2 separate regions of the Homo sapiens genome follow, and region 1 is linked to region 2. Evidence: chromatin loops called from intact Hi-C (ENCODE). Cell type or tissue: IMR-90. All regions are shown on one strand.

What was found. Peaks named below come from ENCODE experiments on the same cell type or tissue, not always from the same donor. Only the 100,000 strongest peaks of a DNase experiment are listed, where the experiment ranks them.
Region 1: it touches region 2 in a loop (6-fold over the local background); 14 of 110 quality-filtered maps call a loop at or near these places.

The regions. Positions count from the first base shown.
Region 1 is chr17:70,167,112-70,169,611 of GRCh38, reverse strand. KCNJ2 (potassium inwardly rectifying channel subfamily J member 2) reads right to left here and starts at 80. Exons shown (of 2, transcript NM_000891.3): 1 at 1-80. It overlaps KCNJ2-AS1 (KCNJ2 antisense RNA 1), which reads left to right and starts at 210. Exons shown (of 1, transcript NR_036534.1): 1 at 210-2,500. RefSeq lists a silencer at 25-484. In IMR-90, CTCF peaks have their summits at 636 and 1,396 (motif pointing right); DNase peaks (open chromatin) are centred at 161 and 1,401; H3K4me3 peaks cover 1,537 bases; H3K27ac peaks cover 968 bases.
Region 2 is chr17:69,567,739-69,570,238 of GRCh38, reverse strand. No RefSeq gene overlaps it. Among named protein-coding and RNA genes, the nearest start is that of LINC01483, 25 kb to the left of the region's middle. RefSeq lists an enhancer at 642-1,143. In IMR-90, a CTCF peak has its summit at 1,030 (motif pointing left); a DNase peak (open chromatin) is centred at 998; H3K4me3 peaks cover 218 bases; H3K27ac peaks cover 629 bases.

The sequences.
Region 1 (2,500 bases), 600 kb before region 2:
CCAAAGCAAACCAGAATTCCCAAGACCCAGCCCGCCGGCGCCGGGAAGGCTGCGCGCTGGCCAGGGCTCCAGTGCGCTCTGCAATATCCTGGGCTCTTTTGAGGCGGTCCGTGCGACACCGGCTCTCCTGGCCCCGCCCCCGGCCGCTGCCGGCCAATCGCAGCGCGCCTGGCCGCGCGGCCGGCCCCGGGAACCGCGGCGGGGAGGGGAGGATGCTGCGAGGCGTTGCCAGCGGAGGGAACCTGCCGCCGCCTCGTCCCCCTCCACCCTCGGAGCCCGGCCGGGGAGTCGGGCCCGGGCCGGGGAGGAGGAAGTTGCGGCCCAGCTGGGACAGCAGCAGGTGGGAAGCTCCGCGCCCGGCTGTTGCGGCTGCCTGATTGCAGCCTGGCCTTGGGCAAAGCTTCCTACTCCGTCTGGAGCCCCACACACTTCCCGGTTCCCCCGCTCTTGGGCCGCTTGCCCTGCGTGCTCCTCGAGGGGCCTGCGAGGTGCCAGCGCCGGGTAGAGACCTTTGCCGCAGGGGCAGGATTGTTCGTCGGTCCCGGCGCGTCTCCCTCTCCACTCCCTCTCTGCCGGAGCCCCTCGGCCCTTCGAAGCCCCCCGCGGAGGCTGCAGCGCCCGGAGAAGCCACTGAGTCAATGGGGCGAGGGACTGGGGCGGGCGCGCAGAGCCCCCAGGATTGAGACGCGCGCAAGTGCGGCCACTGCAGCGCCGCTTGGCTGTTTGTTCTCCCGACTGTTCGCGAATTACTTACAAGGCGCCTAGGCTTCTCCGAAGGGTGGACGGCTCGTTCCCTCTCGCCTTGTCCGCCCTCAGTCTCTCCACCACCGCCCGGCACGCTTTGCTGATCTAAAATCAGAACAATTAGAGAGTAATGATTTTTTTTGGAATAGCAACTCCTACAGACACTCAGATCTGCCCTCGCTTCAGCGCCTCCCAGCCCTCCTTCCCAGCAGCCAGGCGAGAGCGCGCAGACCCCTAAAAAGCAACTTCAGTGTTAACCGGGTCTGGATCCTGGAACTTTATAAACTAATCCGTGTGTGTGTGTGTGTGTGTGTGTGTAAACCGAAGAGTAAGTGCCTATTATTTCTGAGTACTTCGGTGTCCTAACGAAGCTTTGCTCCTAAAGGACAGGATATATTTTAGGAGTCTTTCTTTCCACTGAGTTTTTTAAATGTTTATTTTCTCGAGCGATCAAATGTGTCTTTTGTGCAGTTTATTTAAACCTCGTAAGGCCTCCTTGAGTCGCTGAACTAATTCAGCAAACTAGCTGGTATTGTGGACGGCGCAGTCGGGGTGGATTTTTGTGTGTAGGAGAGGTGAAACTGACAATTCAAGGAAAGGTTCTGTGCGAGTCCCCACCTCCCATCCTCATATCCACACGTGGCCCCTAGGAGGTGCTGGTGAAATATGCTTGCTTAGGTTTCGCAGATCCGCACTTACTCCTGCCTTAACAAGTGTGCCTTTTTTCTTAGCACTGAGCAAGGTACTTAAATTAAAAGGGTGTGCAAGAGATGATGCACTCGGTGTGGCTGCTCTGATAGCCAAATGGCGATGTGGTCCCAGTTAATGTGTTGAGATTATACTGTTCACCAAGCCCTGTTACGAACTCTGTTGCCATGCACGTGGGAATAATGCCTGCCCCAAGGGAGGTCTTCTTTAACATCTATTTAGTCATGTGTTATTTATAAACAGCTTGAATTAATACTGTAAAATAGACGGATGTCTAAGAATCTAGGCTGTAGCCTAAAGCTAAATGAACCTGAGGGTAGACAAGTTCACTCTGTATTAACCAAAGGATAATGAATGAGTTCACCGCTCAGTTCAATAAGCTTCTTCTGAAATATGCTTCCTCCTGGACTTCTAAGAAACAGGCCAAAAGTTTAATTATCCCTTAAAACATGTTAAGCCTAAATAGAAAAAGGAAATTAATCATTTATAGATTTTCTCTTCTTTATTATGATTCAGTTGGTGCATCTGTAGATGGCTAAGAATTTTCCAAACCACGTGAATTCAGAGAGGCAACACTTTTGTTGTTGTTGTTTTTCCAGGTAATGAGCTCGCTTTGAAAACCAGTCACTCGGAAAGGGATGGCATTTTTATGCAACTTGGATTGAAATGGTTTTGCTTTAGTATTCTACTCTAATTAGAAAGAATACACCACAGGCCGAAATAGTTTCATATGATAGGAAAATCTTTAAAGAAAGGAACACAGAGTTATTAGATTATGGTTGGCTGTATAAATTTAGCTGGGCAGCGGGAGGAAGGTCATAATAAATGTATCCTGCTCTCTCTCATCAATTATCAGCAGCACATCCCCCAACATTCTCTCCTCCCAAAGACTGAAGGATGTGCAGCAAAGCTTAGATCTTGAAGGAGAAGGTTCGGGAAAAATTAATGATTTTAATTAGAACTTTCCAATCTAAGTAGAATCATTACCTTAATTAGCTAAATAAGGAAGTATGAAGGATGAAATTTTGCAAATGAAATTTTGTAAATG
Region 2 (2,500 bases):
TGTATGATAGTAATTTTATAACTGTTAATTCAATTCTTATCATATGTCAGCCACTGAGCTGGCATATATTATTTTACTTAATCTTTAAAGCAACCTATAGAATTAGCCTCATCTTACAAGTGAAGAAACTAAGACATCTAAAGGCGAAGAAATCTGCCCGAGCTTGTACAGTTTCACACCAAGAAAGCCTGACAATAAAATCCAGGTTCGACCAGTACCCTGGACTCTTCCCTGTGGAACAGTGCCTGATAATTGATAAGTGATTCATAAGTATTTACTGCTTCTGCAAGAGGGTCTGTTTCTTATTTTTAAAAGTTAAATCTAACTGATACTTTACCTATTGTTATTTGCCCCTGGAATACAGAGAAATCTTTATAGGAGAAGGAGGAAGAGGAATTTACAATCTGCTCCACTGGTAAGTATCATGAGCCACTGACAGGTTTTCGCCCTCCCTGGGTGCAAATCACAGTAGCCCTTCATAAGAAATACTTAGAAAGGGGCCGGGCACGTGGCTCAGGCCTGTAATCCCAGCACTTTGGGAGGCCGAGGCGGATGGATCACCTGAGGTCAGGAGTTCGAGAGCAGCCTGACCAACATGGTGAACCCTCCCCACGACTCTACTAAAAATACAAAAATTAGCTAGGCGTGATGGCGGGTGCCCGTAATCCCAGCTACTCCGGAGGCTGAGGCAGGCGAATCGCTTGAACCCGGGAGGCGGAGCTTGCAGTGAGCTGAGATCGCGCCACTGCACTCCAGCCTGGGTGAGGGAGCGAGACTCCATCTCAAAAAAAAAAAAAAAGAAGAAAAAGAAAAGAAATACTTAGAAAGTTGGTGTCTCATATATTATTCAGTTAGGAAGTATAGCGTCTCCCCTGCCGGCTTCACTGTATTGGTACTAGAAATGCCAGTGTTTGAAGACGGCTCAAACGCCAGGTACTTTAATTCGTTCTTTCGTTTGCCTTCGTAAGACACAGCGAAATGTTCCTGCGTCAGTGGATTCAGGGAATCCTGTGTGTTTTGCTGCCCCCTTGTGGCTATTTTAAATGTCTCTCAAGTGATTTATAACCTGGATTAAAATTTTCCAATTCAAACTCCTCACGGCGGAAGGTTAAGTATGCATTCTTGGTACCATTGCCTTTGATGTAAAACATGCACATACACTAGCACACTGAATTTTAATTTATCTCTGAATGATAGAGTTATGGCTAAATTCTCAACTGCACTTGAAAGAGATCTTTTAATTCAAACTTCCACAAGGTAGGATATTACTTGTCTCCAAAGTTTAATATTGGAGCTTGATCATTCACCATATTACCAACATAAATTGACCCCTGTATACAAAGGGACAGGAGGAAGATTGTAAACTTACCATTGTGTTACCTGCTTCCTAGAAAGATGTTAAACAATTTTAATACTTTAAATTGAGAGAGAAGAGAGAAGACCACACAAGACACAAGATACAGTCATTTTAAAAGGGTTTTTTCATCAATGCTGTGGAGATGCCAGAGATCGCAGCCACAGCTGAGAAGCGGATCAAGAAAGGAAAAAAATAAAACAGGAACCAAACTGATCAAAATATGCCTAACTTTTTAAGAGAAATATTTATTGGATAGTTTAAAATCAAGTTTGTTAATTTAAACATTTATCAACCCCTTCACTCCAGCTTTTCCGCGCTCATCAAAGAATTCCTACATAGGAGCCTTAACATTAAAGGGTTTTTTCCAAGAAATATGAAACAGATAAACTAATATTGTAAGGAACTACAATTATATACTATGAAACAATAATCAAACATTTGAAAAGAACTTTTTGCTGTTCCATTTTCTGTCAAAATTTACTCTCCTCCACTTCCACTTAAGTTAGTAAACTCTAAGTTTTGAAATAAATTGCCTTTGGATTAGCCAAAATGTTATAAAGTATAATTATTAAGGTGTTATATATTAACATACTTCATATATAACATATATGAAGTCTATATAATACCTCATATGCATTATATTATATAATAATATAATATATATCTTATATAGTATATATCATATATAATATAAACTTCCACAATGTAGAATATTTCTTTTCTCCGAAGTTTATTACTATATTATATATTGTTATATATTATATATAATAGCTCACATATAATACATTATATATGAAGTATATATTAATATATATCTATATATTTATGTCGTTATATATTATATATGAAGTATATAAATAATATATTCTATATGTAATATAGTTATATCATATATTATTTATATAACTAGTCTAATATATTAAATATTAAGCATATGTTAATATATTATGTTAAATAATATATATGATTATGATTATTAAATAGTATATTATATATTTAATACATTATAATATAGTATCACATAATATAAATTATTATATAAGGTATATGTGAAGTATATTATATATACCAAGTGTAATATACCTATATATTATATGTTAATTTATTAAGGTATAATTGTAAAACATTTAAGGAATGTAAGGT